Linked DNA regions of Homo sapiens: region 2 is linked to region 1. A link is a loop called in an ENCODE intact Hi-C map of the cell type or tissue named here. Cell type or tissue: dorsolateral prefrontal cortex. All regions are shown on one strand.

Region 1 (8,000 bases):
TGATGTTGGGAGATGGTTCTCCATGGGCTTTTTGCATTCCTGCACATTCTTGCTGGATGTGCCAGAAATGCAAGGTTCTTTATTGGGGCCATTTTGCAGGGGTGCATTTGCAATGTGCACCTTGAGAGCTGAGGGAAAGGCTGGGCGCTGTGGCTCATGCCTGTAATCCCAACACTTGGGGAGGCCAAAGTAGGCAGATCACTTGAGGTCAGGAGTTCAAAACCAGCCTGGCCAACAGGGTGAAACTCCGTCTCTACCAAAAAATACAAAAAAAAATTAGCTGGGTGCGGTGGTGTGGCCACCTGTAATCCCAGCCACTCAGGAGGCTGAGGCACGAGAATCGCTTGAACCCAGGAGGCGGAGGTTGCAGTGAGCCGAGATCGCACCACTGCACTCCAGCCAGGGTGACAGAGTGAGACCGTGTCTCAAAAAAAAAAAAAAAAAAAAACAGAGCTGAGGGAAAAGAGCAAGTAAGCCACTGCCTGCTATAGAATGGCTGGTTCTCCACCCTCATTGTTTTTTATGACATGACCCACTGCATGTGTAGGTATCTATGCAGGACCTAATTCTTACCCTTGTGGGAACTGGGGTTCAGGGGGAAAAGCACAAATTCTGATACTCTGGCTACTGCTTTTGCTGTGAGTAATAAAGTCATCTCTGGGGAAAAAAAGAGAAGAATTTAAATTGCCACTCAAAATGCCCATGACAGTCACAATAGTTATAAATGTACTCCCTTCTTTCATGTCTGCACATCTGAGGTTCTACATACAAGGATGATGCTATTAAAGAGAGCTGAAATGTAACTGGTCCCCAAACAAGGTGTCAGTAATAAAGTTTTATTGGAACACAGCCATGCCCATTCATCATGCCCATTGTCTATGGCTGCTGTCCTGCTGAAAGGCGAAGCTGAAGCACTGGGATGGAAGCAGTATGACCACAAATCTGGAAATATTTACTACATGGCCCTTTTCACAACAGTTTACCAAGCCCTGCTCTAAAGCAATGGTTCTAGATCCTGATCACACACTGGAATCACTTGTGGAGTTTTAAAAAAAAATACTAATGCCGATATCCTACCCCCAGAGATTGTATTCAATTGGTCTAAAGAATACAATTGCATAATTGATAAATGAACTTCGGCATGTGGGTTTGTAAGAGTTGCTTCCATCCTGTGATTATAATGTGTGGCCGGAGTTGACAAGTTTTTGCCAAGGTTCCCTGAGCAAGACCCTACCAGAGCAGGGGCTACATCTTCAGAAGGCAACATACTCACAACTTATCTTAGTTCCCCTGCAGAAACTAATCAAAAGCTAATATTGGTATTCGAGTTTCTGTTTTCCCAGAGAAATTGTTTCACAAGTGTCCACCTAAAGAGTATTTCTCTGTCTTCTGAACAACCAAAGCCAGGCATTGACGGTTCTCTTTCTCAATGGCCCTGATGAAAGAATACATTTAATAAAGTCCTTCTAAAATTCAGTGTCAAGAGGAAAAAAATAACTCTTCAGGTAAATTTGTAAACAACCTTTTACCCAGCAACTAGAGCTACAAACACCTAAGTCCTTCATCCTTTACATTGGAACTATAATCTGTCCAGATGGCAGGTATATCTGTTTCTTTGATCCATTTATTATTTATTATTTGTCTTATTTTTAATTGCTCTGTTTTTCTCAATTATTAATTATGCAGATCCTTTTTAAAGGCAAATATTAGTAAATACAGATGTATATGCTTACTTCATAAAAACAATATAGTGTTTTTAAACATGTCTGCTGATGTTTTGACACTTTCACTGTCAAGAGTGGGATGTGTGTCCCTTCCCCTTGAATCTGTGCCAACTGTCATGACTGGTCAACCAATAGAGTACTGTATAGTGATGCTACATGGCTTCCAAGGGCCAACTGCAAAGGACAAAGCCATTTCCACCCAGCTCACTGGAAACACGCTGGAACCCTGAGCCCCTGTCTTAGTCTGCTCAGGCTGCTATAACAAAATACCATAAACAGCACGGCTTAGAAACAACAGAAACTTATTTCTCACAGCTCTAGAGGCTGGGGGGTCCAAGATGAAGGCACCAGCAGATTTGGTGTCTGGTTCATAGACGACATCCTCCCATTGTATCCTCACATGGTAGAAGGGACATGTGAGCTCTCTCTGGGACCTCTTCTAAAGGCACTTATCCCACTCAAGAGGGCTCCACCCTCATGACTTATCACCTCCTAAAGAGCCCACCTTTTAATAGCATCACCTTGGGAGTTAGGATTTTAACATGTGAATTTTGGAAGGACACAAATGTTCAGTCCTTACCAGCCACCATGTAAAGTCCTACCACCCTGAGGACACCATGCTGCAAGGAAACCCAAACCACCCCATGCAGAGAAATGACACAGGGTGGGCCTGAGATAACACAAAGATAAAAACTCCCTGCCAGTCCCCAGATAATCTAGGTTCCGGCTTTTCTAGCTCCAGCCCCATCTGACGACCACCACATTGGAGACCCTAAGCTAGAAGCACCCAGCCATATCCTCCCAAATTCCTGACCCACAGAGACCAGGAGAGATCATAAATGTATTGTTGTTGTTTGATGTCACTATATTTTGGGACAGTTTGTTAGGCTGCAATAAATAACAATACATATATCCATAATAATAGTAACATGCATAACAATCTCCAACAAAGAAGATTTCATGCCTCCGCTTCTCAGTCTCCCTGTAGCCTATCCTATTGTCAGAAAATATTAGTTAGTGACAAAGTTCATCCATTCCAGAAAGAATCAATAGTAGATACTAAAATCATTAGGTGAAAGGTTAATGGAAAACTCAATAGTATCACCCATAGCTTATTTTCTTATCACAAAAGGAGATGCCTTCCTTTACAATAGAGGGATCTGGCAGTCATCACCTTGAACAGAGTAACCAACACAGTATCACAAATAGTGGGACAGTCATCCAGACATTAAGTGCCTCCTGCTGTGATGCAATATGAAATACACAGCATAACCACCTCTGAGCTATTATCACCAAAAATGTAGTGGATAAATTACCCTTGGATCAAGTGACCATCCCTGTACTACAAGAGGTGGCTGAGGAAGAGAGTTGGCTTGAAATGTAACTTACATTGTATAGGAATTACTGGGAAGAGAGAAACAAGATAAACAGGACTGTGAGGAAACTATCAGACAGATCTAGGATGTAGGACAGTCTGCCAAATATCTGGCCTAATTTCTTCCTTTAAAATAAAGAGGAAGACACTTCTAGATTAGGAGAGACTTGAAGGACAAAATTTAACAATTCAATGCCGTGCCATCTTTATATCAAGGTGTGAAAAGAAGCATCTATAAAAGACATTTTGAGGAAAATTGGGACTATTTAAATGAGTCCCAATTTTTCTTCTTTTTATGCTTGTCACATAAAACACAATTGGCACTATTTTCTTAATAGTTAGGTTATTAATGACATTAAGAAAATACTGCCAATTGTGTTTTATGTGACAACGGTATTGTGGTCATGTAGGAACACACCTCTTTTAGAGATGCATACTGAAGTACTTAGGGGAAATATATTACAATATCTGTAGTTTACTTTAAAATAATCCAACAACAGAAAAGAAATACGGAGATAGAGCAAATAGGGAAAAATGTTAATAAGTGTTAAATCTAGGTGGTAGATTGATGGATACCTATTCTACTATTCTTTCTACTGGTCTCAATATTTGAAAATTTTCATGAAAAAAGTATTAAAAGCTTAAAAGTGTATTGAAAGCAATGTTTTTTATTGTTTTGTTTTGTTTTTTGGTTTTTTTTGAGATGGATTCTCGCCCTGTCGCCCAGGCTGGAGTGCAGTGGCGCCGAACTCGGCTCACTGCAAGCTCCGCCTCCCAGGTTCACCCCATTCTCTTGCCTCAGCCTCCGGAGTAGCGGGGACTACAGGCGCCCACCACCACGCCCAGCTAATTTTTTGTATTTTTAGTAGAGACGGGGTTTCACTTTGTTAGCCAGGATGGTCTCGATCTCCTGACCTCGTGATCCGCCCACCTGGGCCTCCCAAAGTGCTGGGATTACAGGCATGAGCCACCACTCCCAGCCAAAAGCAGTATTTTTTTAAAACACTCATCATCCAGCTATTCTAACTCAGGTGACTAATACTACAATTAAATATACATTCTTCAGGAACCCCCACACCAAAAACAAACTGTCAAACAAACAAAAAAAAAAACCCAGCTGATAACCATTCCCCCAGTGCCACCTATTTTATAGAGGATAATTTTGTTGAAAGGAGCAGAGACCCCACACACACGCATTCCCTCAAGCCTGGTAAAGATAAGTGGGGTTTATTACTAAGCTCAAATGATCTCATGAGGAGTCAAGAACAGGAGTAGAGGAGACCCAGAATTAAGGAACAAGAAGTTACCTCATGAGAGTTCGAATAGAGAGTGTTTCTAGAATCAGTGCAGTTGCAGGAACAGATATTCTTGCTTTCCCTCGGCCAGAAGAATCATTCTCTTTCTCTCCCAGACTCATCTTCTTTCTCTCCATCCTCAGTGTGTTGACTTCTCATTGCCATCACAGCTTCCCCGACCCTGACTCAGCTCGCAAGACGTTTCAGCTACAATACCCATATCCAATTGGCAGCTTTCTTTTGTGTTTCTTCATTTCTATTCACCCAAGCAAGACCCTGATTGGCTCAGCTTATCTCTGTGCTGGTACGGTAAGTCCAATCAGCTGCTATGGTTAAGTCCAATCAGCTGTGGCCAGGGAGAAACTGAATCAAGTGATAAAAAGAACAGCAGCTGAGACAACAAGGGCTTTCTGTGAGTAAGTTCCCCCTCTGAGGGGACTGTGGGCAGGGAAGACAATAGCATCCTAAAACAATCTCTATCCTGTCTTATAGAGAGCATTCTGAGCTGCAGGGCGATTTTTGCAAGGATGTGAAGAAGAAATTCCTGGGTTTCTACATCTCTGCACAGGACCATTGTATCCCATGAGATCATTGTCTAGCTGATTAGTATAAAGCAGTGATTATCTCAGAACACAACATTTACCTATGATTTTTCTCTGAACTGAACACATACCTGAAAATAGATGAAGCAAGATGACCAATCCTCTGTCTGGGTTTGAGCAATACAAAACAATCACAGACTTTCATTGAGATCTAATAGTACCCTTTCTTTATTTAGCCAGTAAACATACATTGAGTGAATGTCTGCTGTGTGTGTCACACTTTACTAGGGGAAATGCAGGTACACACAAAGAAGGAGAAGGCAAAGCCTCTGTGGGTAAGAATATTACACTACTGTTGAGTGAAATGATATACACACTCCAGAAAACACAAATAACAAAAGTAATTGCATCAGAGGAGAGCTGTCATAGCTCAATGTATGCTAAGTGTAAAGTGGATGCTACGAGGAAAGCTGGAAAATTCAGATAAAAAGCTTTCTGGAAGGAGATTGGCCTTGGAGGACGGTAAGTAATTTTAAAGAATGTACTTCATGGTAGAGAAAACAATAAGATCGAATGCAAGAAATGTGTCAGGCAAGTCTTGAAAAACAGATCACAGGCAAACCTGATTAAAGAGGATTGTATTGAAGACAAGTGGACGGTCATTTTGAAAAGGGGGATATGGGGACCAGGTGGTGAAGGAAAGACCTTGAATGCCAGGATAATGAGCTTCATCTTCTGAGTAAGGCTTTAGAGTCAGGAAGGGAAGGGATGAGATCAGTGTTTTAGGAAGTGCTAGTGTCAAGGGTAGGCTGAAAGGCCAGAGCGCTTTGCAATTTACAAAGCATCTTCACATATGAGTCATCTACTTCTCTCCTGGCAAATGGTTTCTTATGAGGCTTTTAGAGGCTGGTGCAGGGCAACATTCAGAAATCTACCCAGACTAGAGTTACAGCAATTAAAGAGAGTAAGTTACTGGCGCCAGAATGGTCAGACAGATCAATGATGCAAAATGGAACATCTGGAAACAGACCCAAATATTTATATTTATATATATAAACTTAATATTTTATCATGGTAGCATTTTAAGTCAGCGAAGGAAATAGAATAATTTAATAAATGGTTTTAAGGCAATTGACTAACCACTTAGGGAAAAAAAAATAGGTGAGAGGCCTGCCTTACAACTTACACCAAAAAATTTTTTTGAATGGATGAAGAAGTGGATCTCAAATGTTGGTTGATATTTAATGACCTGGAGAGTTTGTAAAAAGAGAGACTCCCAGAGATTCTGATTCAGTAGTTCTTAGGTGGACCAAGAAACTACAGTCTATAAGCCAGACTGTGATAAACACTTGCTTAAAGACAAATATAAAAGATGAAACTACAAAAGCATTAAAAATAGATAAATATTTATGTGGTTCTTAGGAGGGGAAGCATGACAATGAAAGCAAAAAAAAAAAAAAAAAATTTGACTCCAAAAAAAGTAAATACTCTTTATATCATGTAAACACCAATTTCCCCTTTCCTTCCATTTAGTATAGCTAAAATCTCTGGAATATATATATAAATGAGGAAACCCTGAAGGGTGGAGAGAAGAAGGCAGGAGGCTGGGCCATGCGTGGAAGCTCACATCTGTAATCCCAGCACTTTGGGAGGCCCAGGAGTGTGGATCACTTGAGGTCAGAAGTTTGAGACCAGACTGGCCAACATGGTAAAACCCCATCTCTACTAAAAATACAAAAATTAACCAGGCATGGTGGCAGGTACCTGTAATCCCAGCTACTCAGGAGGCTGAGACAGGAGAATCACTTGAACCTGCGAGGCAGAGGTTGCCGTGAACTGAGATCACGCCACTGCACTCCAGGCTGGTCAACAGAGTGAGACTCCTTCTCAAAAAAGGAAAAAAAAAAGAAGAAGACAGAGGGGCTAAGGACTTTGGGACCTGAGGTGAGCTCCTTGATTTTCTTTTTGTCTCATGAACCCCAGCCTGGATGGTGGAGAAGCCAGCAACCCAGAAATGCCATCAGGTGCAGACAGAAAAGCCCAAGAAAAGCCTGCTCTCTCTAGCCCAAAGAATGTGGAATGGGCAGCCGAGCAGGACAAAAACTTTTAGGCAATGATATGATTGGGCTCTGTGTCCCCACCCAAATCTCATCTTGAATTGTAATCCCTACATATTGAGGGAGGGACCTGGTGGGAGATTATCGGATCATGGGGGCAGTTTCCCTTATGCTGTTCTCATGATAGTGAATTCTCACGAGAGCTGATGTTTTAAAAGTGGGACTTCCCCCTTCACTCTGTCTCTCTCCTACCACAATGTAAGACAAGCCTTGCTTCCCCTTCACCTGCTGCCATGATTGTAAGTTTCCTGAGGCCTCCCAGCAATTCAGAACTGTGAGTCAATTAAACTTTTTTTTTAAATAAATTACCCAATGTGATGGTTAATACTGAGTGTCAACTTGATTGGATTGAGGAATACAAAGTATTGATCCTGGGTGTGTCTGTGAAGGTGTTGCCAAAGGAGAATAACATTTGTGTCAGTGGGCTGGGAAAGGCAGACCCATCCTTAATCTGAGTGGGCACAATCTAATCAGCTGCCAGCGTGACTAGAATATAAGTAGGCAGAAAAATGTGAAAAAAGATTGGCCTAGCCTCCCAGCCTACATCTTTCTCCTGTGCTGGAACACTTCCTGCCCTCAAACATTGGACTCCAAGTTCTTCAGTTTTGAGATTCAGACTGGCTCTCCTTCCTCCTTAGCCTCCAGATGGTCTATTGTGGGATGTTGTGATCATGTGAGTTAACACTTAATAAATTTTCCTTTATATATATATTCCATTAGTTCTGTCCCTCTAGAGAACTCTGACTAATATACCCAGTCTCAGGTAGTTCTTTATAGTAGTGTGAAAATGGACTAATACAGTCAATAACCACTCTATTGTATTCAAACACCACAGAAAAACTGTGGCCTTACCCCTGCTAGCCAAGGCTAAGTGGAGAGCCTGGACTTCCACTTTGACCTGATGGAAACAAGATTTCCCTTCCCCTCCCTGCTGTGGTTGTGTCAGA
Region 2 (8,000 bases), 150 kb before region 1:
GTGTGACCAATAGCAATCAGCTGAAGTAATGCTTTGTCACTTCCAATACTAGGTTATAAAAAGTCAATGACTTCAGTCTTAAGATCTCATGTTCATTCTCTCTCTCTAACACACCTCTCTCTCTCTCTCTCTCTCTCTCCCTCTCTCTCTCTCCTATGACAGGCCAATGTGATAAGGAACTGAAGTCTCCAGCCAACAGCTAGAAAGAAACTGAGACCTGCCAAAAACCATATGAGTGAGATTGAAAGTAGATCCTTCAGCCCCAGTCAAGCCTTCTGATGAGTTAAACACAGAAAAGGGTGAGCAATTCAGATTCATATTGACTCTGAAATATTGAAGTCACCTTTAGGCCATAAATTGCACCCATGTTATGGATATTAGATAGCATCTACTAAAGCCTTCTCATTTTATAGATGAGGAAAATGACACCCAGAAAGGAGAGGGACTTACCCCAGGTCACACAGCAAATGGTAGAAACAAGACCAGGACCCAGGCTCTCTCATATTGTATAGGAGTCTTCTATTACTTTTCCATCATCAAGACTGCTCTTAAATGTTTTCCAATGATGGTGTTCCTGGAGGCAGGCTAAACAGGTCAATCTCAGGCCAAAATTTAAAATGAATAGCAGAAATCATTAATGTATCCCCATGCCCTACTTCACAAATGGATTTTGGGGGGAATTTTGCTTAAATCTGAGACAAGCTAAAGGAAAAGAGAAGAGAGATGCTGATGCTGCATTTTTTTAAGAGCTGGGTCAGAGACACAGAAGAGAGAAATGAAATGAGGTTACTGACCACCCACTTTAAAACATTATACAATTCATATGGATCTTAAGAGGGCACCAAGAAAGAATGTTTATCAATTTCCCATAAAAATATGAAGTCAGTCTTTTAATAAGACACAAATATTGCAACTTCTTGGAGCAATTTTGCTGAGTGGGCTGAACTGGTATAGAATGCCCTTGTTACATATATCTTCACTATAATATACCCACTTAGTAATTTAGTGCTTGAGACCATCAAAATTATTTTGCGTTGCCATGTATTAGATTTCCAGTAATGGACAAAGCATTTTCACTGATCCATCTCTGCATGCACTGTAGTAGTTTAAATACTTTAACATCATTACAATTAAATACAAATGTTCTCCAAATATTTTTACTAACATTTAATTTATTTAAATGTCTAAAGCTACTGAAGTAAAGGTGAATAAGGTGAGTCATGTTAAAATGGTTACTAGCCTGATCGATGGGCCAAGAAGATACTGGGGAAAAAGAAATGGTCCCAAAATTAGCCCATAGTCAGCGATAAATAGGCCTAAATACCGACTGGGAAGCCCTGCTTCACTACTAACAAGAAAGAGGACACTCTCTCCCAACTTAGTTATAACAACAGTCACTACTAACATTTATTGAGCATTTACTCTATGCTAAGCAGTGTACCAAGCACTTCATATGTGTTATTTTGCATAACCTTTATAAGAACCCTATCAGGTAGCTAGTATTACATTTATTTTACCCATTTTATAGATTAAAAATATGAAACTTAAGGAAATTAATTAGCTTTACCAAGATCTACTGGCTAATAAGAGTAGATCTCAGAGATTCAATGACACCAGGCCTCTCTCTCCACCTCTCATTTCTTTTTTTTTTCCCCCACCTCTCATTTCTTTCTCATTCTCAACATCAACTTTATTCTTCAGCCTCCTCCATGTGTCTAGAAATGGGCAAAAGAGGTTCTGGGGTGACATTTATAAAGTTATTGATCCAAGGAAAAGTCTCTAGTTTGCATCCAATCCCAGGGAAGACGTAGATTAGCCTGGCTTAGGCCACATACCCAATTCTGGGTCAATCATTATGTCTGAGAAGGCTCCATGATTACCTATATCCATGGTCATATACCCACCCCTGCGATCAATAAAACAGATGCTATGACTGGCAGCATTATCAGGTTCCATTATTGTAGTGGATCAGCATCCTAAAGGAAGTGGAAGGGTGCCAGACAGACAAAAACAGATACCCACTTTAGTAGCCTGTCGTGGTAGTGGTAAACCCCAGAGTGGAGAAGTGTCCAGGCAATGGTCAGTCCAGAGGAATTCCATAAAGAAGATGAAATGTCAGCTGGGTGCCGTGGCTCATGCCTGTAATCCCAGCACTTTGAGAGGCTGAGGCAGGCAGATCGCTTGAGGCCAGGAGTTTGAGACCAGCCTGGCCAATATGGCGAGACCCCATCTCTACTAAAAATACAAAAATTAGCCTGGCATGGTGGCATACACCTGTCATCCCAGTTTCTTGGGAGGCTGAGGCAGGAGAATTACATGAACCCAGGAGGCAGAGGCTGTGGTGAGCAGAGATCGCACCACTGCACTCTAGCCTGGGTGACAGGGCAAGACTCAGTCTCAAAAACAAAACAAAACAAAACAAAAAAACAGTTGAAACATGAAGAAAGGCATGAAGATGTTAAATATCATAATGCATCCAGAGATCTGCAAGTATTTTAGATGTGTCTGGATAGTAAGATGTGTATGGCAAGGGAGAGAGATCTGAGATTAAAGGCTGTGAAGAACTTTGTACAATACCCTAAGGAGCTGGTGCTTCATTCTAAAAGCAAGGATAAAGTCATTGAAGGGTTTTAAGAAAGGGGAAAATATGAGGGGTTCTGATTGTGAGAAAGATTAGTCTTTGGACAAATATAAAAGGAAGGTTAGGAGTAGAAAAGTCAGTGAGAAAATCTACAATAGTCCAGGCAAGAGAAAGTGAGAAAATGAACAGCAGCAGTTTGCAGTGGGCTTGGTGATCAAGATATATATATATATATATATGCGCGCGCGTGTGTGTGTGTGTGTGTATTTTTTTTTTTTTTTTTTTTTTTTTTTTTTTTTTTTTGAGAGAGACAGGGTCTCACTCTGTCACCCAGGCTGGAGTGCAGTAGCACAATCTCAGGTCACTGCAACCTCCGCCTCCCGGGTTCAAACGATTCTCCCGCTTCACAGTAGCTGAGATTACAGCCTCAAGAGTAGTCAGGATTACAGGTGCCTGCCACCAAGCCCAGCAAACTTTTTGTATTTTTAGTAGAGATGGGGTTTCACCATGTTGGCCAGGCTGGTCTTGAACTCTTGACCTCAAGTGATGCACCCGCCTCGGTCTCCCAAAGTGCTGGGATTATAGACGTGAGCCACTGAGCCCAGCCATTGTCCCTTATATATTAAGGTGGTAGAATAAAGTTGACTATGTCATAACAGTGAGTTATTCATCCCAGTATGTGCATTGGAATTGAGGTGAATTAATTCCTTTTCTGTAACATTTTCTAATAAATTGCATCTACTTCTTGAGCTTAAATTGAATAAATAAAGTATCTCACAAAAATGTAAAGTTTTACTGTATTCATAGCCTTGTGGTTAAGATTATACTCCGTAGGAGATACCAATAAATATGCTTATGTAAATGGCAGACCATCACAGGAGAGTTTATTCGCAAATGAAGTTGTGAGAAATTTCAGCAATAAAATAGCAGATAAAGTAGTGATAATTTAAATTTAATAATTCAGAATATATATAGGTATAATTTTAAAGGGACATGTGTTCCCCCTGGCTAATGTTCTTTCTTGTTTGCCATTTTATGTTCATCAGTTTGTTAATATTCTTTAACCTCCTCTCTTATCTTTAAGACAAAAGGTAATGAACTAGCCCGATGCTTTGTATTCCCATAGTCACTTGGGTTAATAGTTTTCCTTTTCCTCTTCTACTTTCTTTAAATCTATTGAGATTTGTAGCAATAGTTCAGCCATAATTATGACCTAGAAAAATTGTGAATAGGAAAATAGGGCAATCACTTCACTATGTATATGTATATCAAAACATCATATTGTATGCTTTAAATATATACAGTTTTTAAAAGAAAGAAAAATGTGGCTTTTAGTTTTCTTTTTCAATGTATGTTAAGTGCCTAGCGCAGCAGCTGGCCGGAAGGAGGAGCTCAGACGCAGGCAAAACAGGGCTTGATCTGCATCCTGCTAGTCCGTGCCCTCCCATATGCAAATGAAGCCCTGGCAGAAGAAGTCCATCCGTTGAAGTGCTTCCTAGTGAACTCTCTGCCATGTCTGCTATTTAGTTCCTTCTACGTCTTACCCAGAAAATAGAGGCTTGTTTAGGGCTATTATAGTCAGTAATCTTTCATGATAAATAATCATAAATCAGACATGCAGAATATCTACTCTCCTCCTAAAGAAAAAATAAGTAATTTCTTACAATGCCAATCAGTTGGTTTGTTTTTGCTCCAGTAGACTGGCTGAGAGCCATTAATAGAAGGAAATGCACATTGCAGGTAACTGGAAGGATAAATCTTAGTAAAATTAGTACAATAAACCTTTCTCAATTACAAATATACTTCATATAATTCTAATACAGGTGACCCTGGCTTTAAGCCTGCTGCTGAACTTACAATCCTTCCTACTTTGACATTACTGTAAAGACCAAACCCCATACTGAGGACTATTAATTTCTGCAAGCAATGCTTCAGCATTTTGATTGCCAGCCTGATATGCTTACCGAGTATCATATGACAATAACTCAGCTACCATGGTCTACAGGTACACTTAGAGTAAGTGAATCTCTTTCAAGCTGCTCTACATTTTATTTTAGCATGTTTTCTGTAAACTTTTAAATGCCCTGCTCTTCATTGTGTCTAAGAAAAAGATGTGATGGAATGCATAGAGTACCAAAACTACTTAAAAAAAAGGTGAGATAATCCATCTCTTTGAAAAGGAAACATGAGAGTTTTAACAGTAAGAGAAATGAATGTGAATGAGCAAACTTCCAAGTCCACTTGTCACACTCACAAACACAAGCACAACTCTGAAGTTCAAGGAAACATCTCTGGAGACTCTGAAGAGCACTGAGCCAATGCAATGGTATTTTTAAAAATAAAATGGAATGATTTATCACATGGAAGACCTTACATTGTGTGATGGGGGGTGCCAAAGCCATGCTCCACTTCTTTGTCTAGTTGAATAGAGCAAGTCACCTTGGAAAGGGGCTTCCTTAGTCAAAATATAATTTTCAAGGGCCTCTCTTATCTAATAGATACTCACTGCTCCAGAAATGTCTGTAACAGATTTTTTTTTAATGTTCTGACAAAGGCAGGCCCTTGCAGTGTGTAACTTGTGGCAGGAGAAGTTACACCAAGTTTAATGATTTTTCTTTAGGCTTTTTAAGAAGGCAGGAACAAAGACCTCAACACTTGCTCCCCAAAATTCAAAGTTAAGAAAAACAGAGTAGATCAGGATTGGCTGACCCAAGTTCTGCTGGCCAAGGAGACCTAAAGGATATTAAAAGTAAACTCACCACTGGGACTGAGCTGATGTCCAGTTCCAGCACAGGAATCTTAAGAGTTCTGGTCCAGGCTGGAGCTAGAAGCACCTCTAAACTTGATTGCCTGGCACCATAATTCCTGCTTTGAAAATGCAATGGCTGAACATGCAAATTCAAACAACAATGAAAAGGCTCCAGCAATCAAGCCTGTGGCACTACAAGCAGAACCTGGGTAAGCACAAGCATTGTTCCAGGGTCTATAAGAGTCCATTGTAACCTGCAAGGCTAACCTTCAGATAAGATATAGAGCACCTGCAAAAGCACCATCAGGGCTGACCTGTTTCTACATTTATCACACCAGAATTTCAACTGATTAGAAAATTGGAAATGAAGGAAAGTCCATAGAATGAAAACATTAACTGCCTGTTAAAAGGTCATGTCAGGAATTGAACATTTAATTCAATATAAATTCAATAAATTCAAAAATTAATTCAAAGTAATTGTGTTTCTAATGAAATTAAGAAGCAATTCCAGGCCGGGCACAGTGGCTCATGCCTGCAATCCCAGCACTTTGGGAGGCTGAGGCCGGTGGATCACCTTAGCTCAGGAGTTGGAGAGCACCCTGGGCAATATGGTGAAACCTCATCTCTACTGAACGTACAAAAATTAGCCAGGCGTGGTGGCGGGCACCTGTAATCTCAGCTACTCAGGAGACTGAGGCAGGAGAATCGCTTGAACCTGGGAGGTGGAGGTTGCAGTGAGCCGAGATAGAGCCATTGCACTCCAGCCTGGGCGACAAGAGTGAAACTCTGCCAAAAAAAAAAAAAAAAAAAAAAAAAGAAATAATTGCATTTACAATAGCATCCAAAATAATGAAATACTTAGGAATAAAGTTAACAAAAAAAAATACAAAACATACGCTTTGAAAACTACAAAACATTGTTGAAAGAAATTAAAGAAGATCTAAAAACATAGAAAATCGTCCCAAATTCATCGATTTAAAGAATTCATGTTGTTAAAATGGCAATATTCCCCAAACTGATCTACAGTTTCAATGCAATCCTAATCAAAACCCGAGCTGCCTTTTGGAAGAAACTGACAAGCTAATCCTGAAATTCACATAGAAATGCAAGAGACCCAGTATAGCCAAAACAATATTGAAGAAAAATGAAGCTGAAGGATTCACACTTTCTGATTTACTACAAAACTTACTACACAGCTGAAATAATCAAGACAGTAGTGTGCTACTGGCATAATGATAGACATATAGAGTATAATTGAGAATTCAGAAATGAACCCATACATTTATGCACAATTGTTTTTCTACCATGATACCAAGACCATTTAATGGAGAAGGAATAGTCTTTTCCACAAATGGTTCTGAGAAAACTGGATATTCATATACAAAAAAAAAAATGTGTACCACTTCCATACACAAAAATGAACTAATTTTTAATTCAAAATAATTGTGTTTCTAATGAAATTAAGAAGCAATTCCAGGCCAGGCACGGTGGCTCATGCCTGTAATCCCAGCACATAAAAGTTGATCATAGTCCTAAATGTAAGAGCTAAAATATAAAACTCATAGAAGAATGCTGTATTAGGGTTCTCTAGAGAGACGAAACTAGTAGGAGATATATATATATAAAATACTTAATAAACTTCCCTTTACATATATATATCATATATATGATATAGTTATATCATATATATGATATATATAATAGTTGTATCAACTAACACTCTACTGTAAAAAGCATGAGTCTCCCCATCAATCTGCATCCTCACCTGCATTTTGTTTTTCAAACTTCTTGATTTTTTGCATTTTATGTGCACATATATATGAGATATATATATAAAGGGAAGTTTATTAAGTATTAACTTACACAATCACAAGGTCCCACCATAGGCTATCTGCAAGCTGAGGAGCAACAAGAGCCAGTCTGAGTCTCAGAACTGAAGAACTTGGAGTCCCTTGTTGGAGGGCAGGAAGCATCCAGCCCTGGAGAAAGATGTAGGCTGGGAGCCTAGGCCAGTCTCTCATTTTCATGTTTTTCTGACTGCTTTATATTCCCTGGCAGCTGATTAGATTGTGCCCACCAGATTAAAGGTAGATCCGCCTTCCCCAGCCCAGTGACTCAAATGTTAATCTCTTTTGGCAACACCCTCACAGACACACCCAGGATCAATAGTTTGTATCCTTCAATCCAATCAAGTTGACACTCAGTATTAACCATCACACATACATAGGTGCAAATCTTTGTGGTCTTGTATAGGACAGTGGTTTCTTAGATGTAACACCAAAAGCACAAGAAACAAGAGTTTCTTGAAAAGGACAAATTTGACTTTATAAGAATTTAGAATTTTTATCCTTCAGAGGACACCACCAAGAAAATGAAAAGACAACCTGCAGAATGATAGAAAATATCTGCAAATATTGTTTACAATAAAGAATCTGGTATCCAGAGTGTATTCTAAAAACTATCGTAAAGTCACCAATAAAAAGACAATTCAGTTTTTAAAGGGGTAAAGGAATTTTTTTTTTTTTTTTTTGAGATGGAGTCTCACTCTGTCACCCTGGCTGGAGTGCAGTGGAGCGATCTCTGCCCACTACAAGCTCCACCTCCCAGGTTCACGCCATTCTCTTGCCTCAGCCTCCCGAGTAGCTGGGACTACAGGCGCCTACCACCACA

Evidence for each region. Peaks named below come from ENCODE experiments on the same cell type or tissue, not always from the same donor. Only the 100,000 strongest peaks of a DNase experiment are listed, where the experiment ranks them.
Region 2: a loop joins it to region 1, with 2.8 times the contacts of the local background. A loop is called at or near these places in 5 of 110 quality-filtered maps.

Annotation. Positions count from the first base shown.
Region 1 is chr18:51,388,664-51,396,663 of GRCh38, reverse strand. LINC01630 (long intergenic non-protein coding RNA 1630) reads right to left here and starts at 4,622. Exons shown (of 3, transcript NR_040074.1): 1 at 4,407-4,622. In dorsolateral prefrontal cortex, no CTCF peak of the experiment used is centred here; a DNase peak (open chromatin) is centred at 4,733; H3K4me3 peaks cover 1,841 bases; H3K27ac peaks cover 4,218 bases.
Region 2 is chr18:51,533,686-51,541,685 of GRCh38, reverse strand. The region is part of intron 1 of LINC01630 (long intergenic non-protein coding RNA 1630); the gene reads right to left. Among named protein-coding and RNA genes, the nearest start is that of LINC01630, 150 kb to the right of the region's middle. In dorsolateral prefrontal cortex, a CTCF peak has its summit at 3,967 (motif pointing right); a DNase peak (open chromatin) is centred at 3,985; H3K4me3 peaks cover 504 bases.